Regions from separate parts of the Homo sapiens genome. Here all the other regions are linked to region 1. The links are chromatin contacts, found by Hi-C or POLR2A ChIA-PET in ENCODE. All regions are on one chromosome and are shown on one strand. Each heading gives the region's core, a stretch centred on a gene start or an enhancer-like site at or near the end of the contact. The rest is flanking DNA. Distances are from core to core; before and after follow the strand shown. Region 1 holds the start of UGT8 (UDP glycosyltransferase 8). Region 2 holds the start of SEC24D (SEC24 homolog D, COPII component). Region 3 overlaps ENPEP (glutamyl aminopeptidase).

Region 1 (2,691 bases), core at 124-2,623:
CTCCAGAGCACGCCTGGTTTGATACCGCCACCCACTCCTTCCCTTGGCGACATTTTCCTGCTAAGAACGCCTAGTTAGCGCAATCCAGCCATTCGCGTTAGTTCTCAGAACTCTCTCAGAAGTTCTCTACCTTCTCTCCTCTCCCCGCCTAGATGCTGAAAGGTGATGGGAACTCGCGGTACAGGTACAGAGGCTATTCCTTTCCTAAGGAAGTGCTGCACAATGGCAGGTTTACCGTACTCAATTTTATAAACCCTCAATTAAACCAGAAAGCTTGTATATAGAGATTGGGTACCCCGCCCACCTCCTCAGATTGTCCTTTTGCCCCGACGCACTGCATCTACTTGCACTCTCCGATGCGGTTTGCCTCCTTCAAATCCAAAACACACATACCAGGCTCCCTCGCCGCTCCTCCAGTCCATGGAAGGCGCCCTTCTTTTTGCCAGCAGCGCGTCCTTCTCTCCCCGCCCGCAGGCGCTCACCTCTTCTCTAATCCCGGGGGCCCGCACAGGCTTCTCTAATGCAAGGGCACCCCGTACCATTCCCAAATCGGCGCGGGGACCCGTGAAACCCTGCCACCACTGTACACTGTCCATTGTCGAGAGTCGCGCGGGCACGCGGAAACGGCGGGCCCCGAAAAGTCTCAGCGAGCTTGTACAGCCCCAAGACATTCCCCACCCCCAACACATCCCGCTCTTGTTCCTCCTTAGGGGGAAGACGGAGTAAAGGGGAGTTGAAGAGGTCCCGAAGCTCCTCCTGGTCCCCCACCTCCATCCCTGCCCTGGCAGCTGGCTCTGGCCTCTGGGCTCCGCGGTGCCCATCCCTTCAGGGGTCAAGTACAAGGTCCTCGGCCGAATCGCCTCCCCGTTATACCCTCCCTCTGCCTTGAGCGCACAAACGCGAGAGAACCCTCGAACGGATGCCATATGGCAGAAACAGGATCGCGGGCGCTATGAGGGGCCAGCCTAAAAAGATCTCCTTCACACCCCCTCAACCCCTAGCCTTTCTCCCTACCCCGCCAACCCCCACTAACCACTTCTAACTTCCTCAGCCCAACCCTGTCTGTGCTTTCTAATTCCCACCCCCCCGCCCCTGGACAGCAGCCATTCGCCCGGCACTCACCTCAGGGAGCAAACAACGCCCCTCTCCTCCACCCAGACCGCCCCCCCTTCCGCCCTCTGGAACGGCGTGGTCCCTCCGCTCACCTCGTCTCTTGGCTGCCCCGCGCGAGTTTGAGTGTGTGTCTGCCGCGTAATTGTATCCGGGACAGAAGGGACCTGTGTTTGTGCGCTGAATCAGGTGTCGCCGCCTTCGGTGGTTCGGGGGCGTAAGGGAGGCTTCGGAGTTAGCGTGTTGGCTAAGGAGGGCTCTCTGGGTTCACAGTTGATAGCAATGCTTTAACCGTGTCCTCCCTCGGGTCCTCAGCGCGCCTGCTCGTCCGCAGCTCCCAGCGGGCGGCCAGGCCCCCCGCCCCCCAGCCGCGCCCCGCCCTGCGTGCGGCGAGCAGAGTCGGAGCGCGCCGCTGCCCTTCCGCACTTGGCTCAGCGGGGCACGACACGGGCCGCCACGCGCTCAGCCTAGCATCACTCGCCTCTGACTGCGAGCGCCTCCAGCTCCCCGGGCTGGGGCATGGATGCAGACGCGCCTTCGTACCACGCGCTCGCAGGCTGGGCAAGGGGCAGCGCGTTGGGATCCGGCCAGTCGTCCGCTGAGCGAGGTTGGCTTGCAGGCTGGGACTTTTCGCGAGCCCTCTGGGCGCTCGAGTTGCGAACTCTGACAACGGCACGTGGCCCCGCCCACTCTTCCCTCTTTGCGAGGCGTGTCCCGCGCCCTTTCTGCCACCACCCACGTAGTCCCTGTGCCCGCCTTTTATCATCAAGGCGGCTCAGTGAGCTCTGCGTGTTGATGTCGCGCCTTTTCTCATCTTCCTGCCTTTCCTGCCTCACTTCTGCTGAATCCATTCAAAAGTTATACTTGGGCAAGTGGGTGGAGGAGTTAGGAAAATTAAAAGAGGGATGCTTAGGTGAGCAGGTACCTGCACTGCCGCCAACCCAGGCTTCAATTCTGGCTCTCTTGTAGCGGAAAGCCTTAAAAAACGCGAGTTTGGGGATCCTGAAAAAAAGTAAATAGGGTTGCTGGGCTGAATAACATCCCTCCTCTCAGGCTCCTGCTGAAAGGGCCATTCATGATTTGCCTGGTTGAGCCTGTGGCGACTTTATTCTGACGAATCTGCCTTTGCCAGCAGCATAACCTTGCCAAGTTGGCGTCTTGACCAGCAAGCAACTGTGCCCAAGGAAGCCTCTCTGTGGTGCCTCAGACCTGAGAGGCCGAGTGCCTTTGAGCGCCTGAGGTAGATTGTGAGTTTCATGAAAACCGAGAAAGTCTAAGTGTGCATGTGCGTAAGATATTTTATATATATATATCTCATATATATATGAGATATGTCTATATAACGTGGACTGAATTGTTTATTGTTTATGTTTCGTGTCGAGCATAAATTCCAGAAGCTAAGATGCTTCCATAGCACACAAACGTTATGCGTTTAAACGTTGGAAATCAAAAATGCCATGTCAGGTCATTCTGTCCTTGTTCCAAAGTGAGATTCAGAAATAGGTTGGGATTTTCTGCCCTTAGATAAGAAAACGGAAATTATATTTTACTGTATATGTTATCAGTTAATGATAAATTAAA
Region 2 (2,691 bases), core at 134-2,633, 4.2 Mb before region 1:
TCACATTGAGAATACAAGAAACAATTTAAAACAAAAATTTCAATGTGGGTTTTCAAACCTGATCAGTGTTGAAGCTGGATGTAGGCCAGATATCTTACCTTAAAATCTTTTTTTCTTTTTCTTGAGACAGGGTCTCACTCTGTTGCCCACGCTGGAACGCAGTGGTGTGATCATAGCTCACTGCCTCCTGGCCTCAAGCAATCCTCCCTGCTTGGCCTCCCAAAGTGCTGGGATAACAGGTGTGAGCCACTGTGCCTTGCCCCATGCCTTAAAAACTTTTAAGAGTGGGATAAATGGACCATATATCTTTACTGCTAAAATGACTTAAAATTCCTGCACAATTCATGTAGCATTTCGGGAGTAGCAACATCCCCATGTACGTTTTTACCTAGGCAGTTCATCAGTAAAGGTATTTGTCAAGTGGCTTTCTTGTAGCCGGGAAGAAAGTGCATGTTAAAAACAACAACACCGGGCTGGTTTTTACTTTGTAAGTTTGAGCAAAGTGGTAGCTATACCAAACCTGGGAGTGGCTGAATGTCTTTCTATTTAGCAGTGAAAGATGATAGGAAACCAGCCAGATGGTCCTGATTTTAGGGTGAGATAGAGAGGTAAGCTCCAGATCTCATATAGGTTGCCTTTATTTCTGAGCTGTTTCTCACAGGACGGTGAGCTAAACGCTGGGTGCTTTTCCATGCAGAGATTCCTGTTTGGGGCTGGGATCAGCCATCCTACTTCACAAACAAGGAATATGCGGAAGAAGGAGTATACACAACGCTAACAACCCCAATATCAATGGAAACCCCACTTCCCACACTTTTCCTTTGGGACATCTCCCCCACCCCCCACTCCTCCCGCGTTACACGTTGCCAGGCTGCTTTGGGCGTTCCTTCCTCTGTAGTGCATTGCACGGGTACGTCATCAAATGTGCGTGTACACGTGCCAGATTCGCCTTTAAACGGTAATCTCCCCTAGGTCCAGATCGTGTACTTTCCCGTATGTAACGGTAGTGCAGTACCTGAACTATTAGTTATTTAAGTAATACGTAATGAATGAAGAGCTGAAACTGCAACCTGTTGATGGAAGAATGAATGAACGCGCTCCCCTCCTTCCTGCGGGGCTGCGCCGAGAAAATACGGTTCTGATTTAGCCACGACGTTAAAGGCTTTGACCTGTAGGGGGAGGGGAAAGAAAAGACGGGAAAAAGAAAACCAAAAAACAAAAAACCGGAAAAAGGGAAAAAGCGAAAAGGGGGAGGTCGCTCGGCCGCTCGCAGGCTCAGCCCGGTGGCCCCGCCCCGCGGCGGCCGGTGGCTGTGCGCGTGCGCAGGCGGGAGCGCGGCGGCTGGTCCAAGCCCGGCGCTGGGGGCGCGCAGCCGAGAAAGGGTTTGACGTGGCAGTTCCCAGCCCAGCTGCAACTCCGAGCGTGAGTCCAGGCTAAGGGGACGCCGGCCGGGGAAGAGGCGCGGCGGGAGAAGCGACCGCAGCGGGAGCCCGGCCACCGAGGGCTGCCGGCACTAGGCGCAGAGCCGCCAGCGCTCGGAAGCCCGCGGGGTGCGGGAGCGGGAACAGGTAAAGCCTCCCACCCGCGGACGCCTTCATGCGGGACAGCCCTGCCCAGGCACAGCGGAGCGGGTTGCGGCGCCCGGCCCGGGGACGCGGCGGGAGGCCGGGTGCTCACCTGAGGCAGTGGCGGCGGGAGGAGAACTCATTCTTTGTTCTTTAGCCTTCTAGTGCAGTTTAATAGTGGGGCCGGCGGGATGGGGGAGCAGGAGGTGGGCGTGGGCATTTTTTACCCGCCCCCACCTTTTGCCTTGGGATGCAGGAACTGCCTTGTTAGGATCCTCAGTGGCCACCATTCGAGTGTCATTGCCAGCGGTTTTCTCATCTCCTTATCAACTTAATTTCCTTTTTTGAAGGAAGGAAATGTTAGAAATATTCATGGTAAAAATGGCAACTATATCTTGAAGCCTCGGGACATCCGAATAGTGAAACTGATCTGGCCAAATACGAACTTGTTCCAGGGTTAGAAGTGCACCTTGGCTAGAGTTGCTGGGTGACAGTGAGCCAGGGGGCCGTTCTGGGGTTGGGGCTCCCCAGATTTTGATCCTAGGCCTGCTTATACCAAGTGGCTTTCTGCCGTGTCGCCGCTTGAAGCTGAGTCAGGTTTCTTTAACTTGGTGCTCTGTGTGAGGAAGTTTGACGTGGCAAACTGGGTTGCGTGAGGAAGCTGATTCCTCTGAGGACCAGTTCAGAGGGAACTGGCTGCTTCCTGTTCTTTGGAGTGACCATCTCAGCCTCTCTTTTCTGTCACTCAGCAACAGGCTGCTACTTAGGTGTGTTCGTGCCGACTTCCTAAGTGCTCTTGGTTGGATGAGCTTGACCAGCGCTCAGGCTGCCACGTCTCTCTCTGCTAAGTGGGAGGAGGAAAAAGGGGTTGTCAGAAACAAAGTGGACCAGAAGGCCTTTGCCTGCCTCTCTCCTCTTTTTCAGTTCTCCCCTTCCCAGGAGAAGGAAATGATCTCATAATATTTTTACATGGTTGCTTTTATTTTGGAAACTTATAGTTTAATATGGAAACAAAATCAAATCACAAATTTTAGGCTTCAAATTTTTAATTTGAAATGTTATTTCTTGAATATAGACAGATTCTAAGTCTTAGCAGGTATCACTGATCTCTTATCTTAAATTGTAG
Region 3 (2,691 bases), core at 50-2,549, 4.1 Mb after region 1:
TAAATTTCTTGATTTTGATGACTGTACTATGTTTATTTTAGAGAATGCCCCCGTGCTTAAGAAATATGCTCTGATGTTAAGGGGTAAAGGGAGAGGATGTTTCCATGTGCTCTGGAAAGGAAGGGGAAGGGGTACAGGCTAAAACGTAAACAATTGGTGAATCTAGGTTAAGTATTTCTAGGAATTCCTAGTACCGTTCTTATAACTTTCCTATGAGTCTGAAATTATGTCACAATAAAGTTACCCAAGAAAAGCCTCAGTTAAGAATTCATTCTGCAATAGAACAATCATTGATTAGTTTTGTGACATTAACAGTTTAGTCAATTGAAGTTTCTAAACATCTTGCAGATTGTAGTTAATTGCAAGTATATCAGACTCTAAAAAAGCCTGTACACTTTCCCAGAGTTTGAAAGTTTTATAAGATCCACCAAGCTCCAACCCCATGTTTAGTCAGCTGCCTTTTCCTTCTGAATTCTTCTGACTTCTGATGTCTTCCAGAGGCAGGGGAAAAGGAAAAGTCACTCCTTGCAAGAATGTCTCCTCTGAGTCACACCTCAGAAATAGGCCAGCTAACTAATTTGAGAAGATGAGTGTGTGTGAGTGTGCGTGCGTGCATGCGCGCACCACACACATCTTCGTGTGTGGGAGGTGAGAGGAAGGAGGAAGTGGAATTACACTTTCCTAAGCTATAGCCATGGGGTATGTTTTCAAATACTCTATTTTACTCTTGGCTGGATGCCAGAATATGAATATATATATATATAATATAATATATATATAAAATATAATATAATATATATAATATATATTCCTAAGATCCCAGGAAAGAAAATAATTTTCAATCCTTTTCTCACCTTCTCTCTTTAAAAGACATTCTGCTTGATTGTAGGCAAAAACTACCTTCCTAAACTAGCGTATTCCTGAGCTTGCCAACGGACATGGAACAGAACAGTGTGGGAGATTTCTCTGTGCGGTGTGTTTGGCCCAGCTCAGTGGTCCTCTCAGCAAATGTCAGTCACAGCAAGTCTAACTCAATCACAGTGACCCAGATATAGATACAGTGACATTCATCAACCCGAAGAGCTATATAATGTTTATTTTCTTTTTCTTTTTTAAAGTTCAGAGCCAATATGATTTTATGGGGAAAACCCTTTTCTAAGAGCAAACATTCTTACATTCTAATCCACTTCAGCTACTAAAGTGTGATCTTGACCAAGTCACAAAACCCCAGACTTTTAGTGTCCTCATCTGTAAAACCTGGTCACCAGAGCATGTATAGCCTCCTCACAGCGTTATGGGGAAGTGAGAAGGCGTAGATTACATGTAGTAATACATTTGAAACTCCCTTAAAATTTACATAATGTGGTTAGGATATACCTCATTCTACATCTTATAAATCTAGAATGCTAGTGCTTTCTGACATAGCACTTTCACAATCTGAAATATTTCAAATCCTTTCATTTGACTGCAATATATACTGGAACAAAATTACTTGGTGTATATACACTATAGGCAATGTAAGCATTTTTAAAATGGTAACCTGTTCTTTTTCTCATGAACTTCAGAATAACTCAAAAGCTCCTTTTTATATATCCTAAATTCCATCAGTTGGCCCTAAACTTTTCTAAGTGTGTGCAAAGTTGAAAACAAGGAATAAGAGATAACAATACAAAACAATTCTAGATCACAACTTCTTTGGGAAGATTTTATTCAGTGATTAAAATCAGATGACTTGTCTTGCAAATTAAGAGAAAAAGGCTGACTAATAGCACAATATGTTCAGGAGTGACTTGTGGGTACGTCCTGAATAATTATCGCGCCAGGCAAATGTGTTGGAGTAAACCACCTTCCCACAAGGGCCTCCCTATGCCACATTAATAAGTCACTTACTAGACCTAGCACAATAAAATGATAGTCTATGCAATTTAGTCGTTTCCAAAAGGGAAGAGCATTTCTCTGGCATCTCTGAGTGGATCAGATCAAGGTGACTTTAAGAAAACTGAGGGAGAAGGGGCGATGGCACAAGTTATGGCTTGGATCACTCTGAATTGACTCTAAAAAAAAAACCAAAAAAGGTACCTAATTATCTCATAAATCATCTGGCATGCTGTTTCCAGTGAAGACTCTCTGGCTGTGCTGAGCAATTTTATAAGTTGAACCAGCAAAATAAACAGCAAGTTTTGGGTGAAATCCTTAAACACAGAGCTTCTGATTCGGGACAGGTAGTCACAATTGCTAGGGGTCTATATAGACTAAATAAAGGGTTCCAGAATTACATAGAGGAGCAGCTTGGTGAAAAACAACCCCTCTAGATTGTTCAGACCTCTATGTATTTTTATGGTGGTTTGAATGAACCAGTTAGTTATTTAACTTTATTTTCCAATTTTTTTTTTCTATGTAGAAGATATTCAAGGTCAAGTAAAATTTCTTTTTGTTTTCTTGCTTCCAAAATAAAAGAAATTTACTTAGCCTCCTGCAACAAGTAAACAAGACCAAAAAGAAAATGTATTCTTTTTTTGTTTGTTTGAGATGGAGTCTCACTCTGTCACCCAGGCTAGAGTGCAGTGGCGCGATCTTGACTCACTACAACCTCCGCCTCCTGGGTTCAAGCAATTCTCCTGCCTCAGCCTCCAGAGTAGCTGGGATTACAGGCATGTGCCACTACCCCCGGCTAATTTTTGTATTTTTAGT

Evidence for each region. A loop is a pair of places that touch in the nucleus more often than their neighbours do. ChIA-PET counts read pairs that join two places held with the same protein, here RNA polymerase II (POLR2A). Pooled maps may share reads with other maps.
Region 2: a loop to region 1 is called in a map of B cell, with 14 times the contacts of the local background. The contact joins the promoter of SEC24D here to the promoter of UGT8 in region 1. A Hi-C loop is called at or near these places in 1 of 168 maps with a recorded cell type or tissue (B cell) and 2 of 50 pooled maps. POLR2A ChIA-PET finds 5 or more read pairs at or near these places in 1 of 52 experiments (PC-9).
Region 3: a loop to region 1 is called in a pooled map, with 11 times the contacts of the local background. The contact joins the enhancer-like site here to the promoter of UGT8 in region 1. A Hi-C loop is called at or near these places in 3 of 37 single-sample maps with no recorded cell type and 3 of 50 pooled maps.

Annotation. Positions count from the first base shown.
Region 1 is chr4:114,597,489-114,600,179 of GRCh38, reverse strand. It overlaps UGT8 (UDP glycosyltransferase 8), which reads right to left and starts at 1,373. Exons shown (of 6, transcript NM_001128174.3): 1 at 1,206-1,373.
Region 2 is chr4:118,834,818-118,837,508 of GRCh38, reverse strand. It overlaps SEC24D (SEC24 homolog D, COPII component), which reads left to right and starts at 1,383. Exons shown (of 23, transcript NM_014822.4): 1 at 1,383-1,568. RefSeq lists enhancers at 1,221-1,515, 1,136-2,027 and a silencer at 1,220-1,709.
Region 3 is chr4:110,482,844-110,485,534 of GRCh38, reverse strand. The region is part of intron 1 of ENPEP (glutamyl aminopeptidase); the gene reads right to left. Among named protein-coding and RNA genes, the nearest start is that of ENPEP, 8.0 kb to the right of the region's middle. RefSeq lists an enhancer at 1,085-1,134. Within about 2 kb of position 1,299, at least 5 of the 41 ENCODE cell types and tissues checked have a DNase peak (open chromatin) inside an H3K27ac peak, as active enhancers do.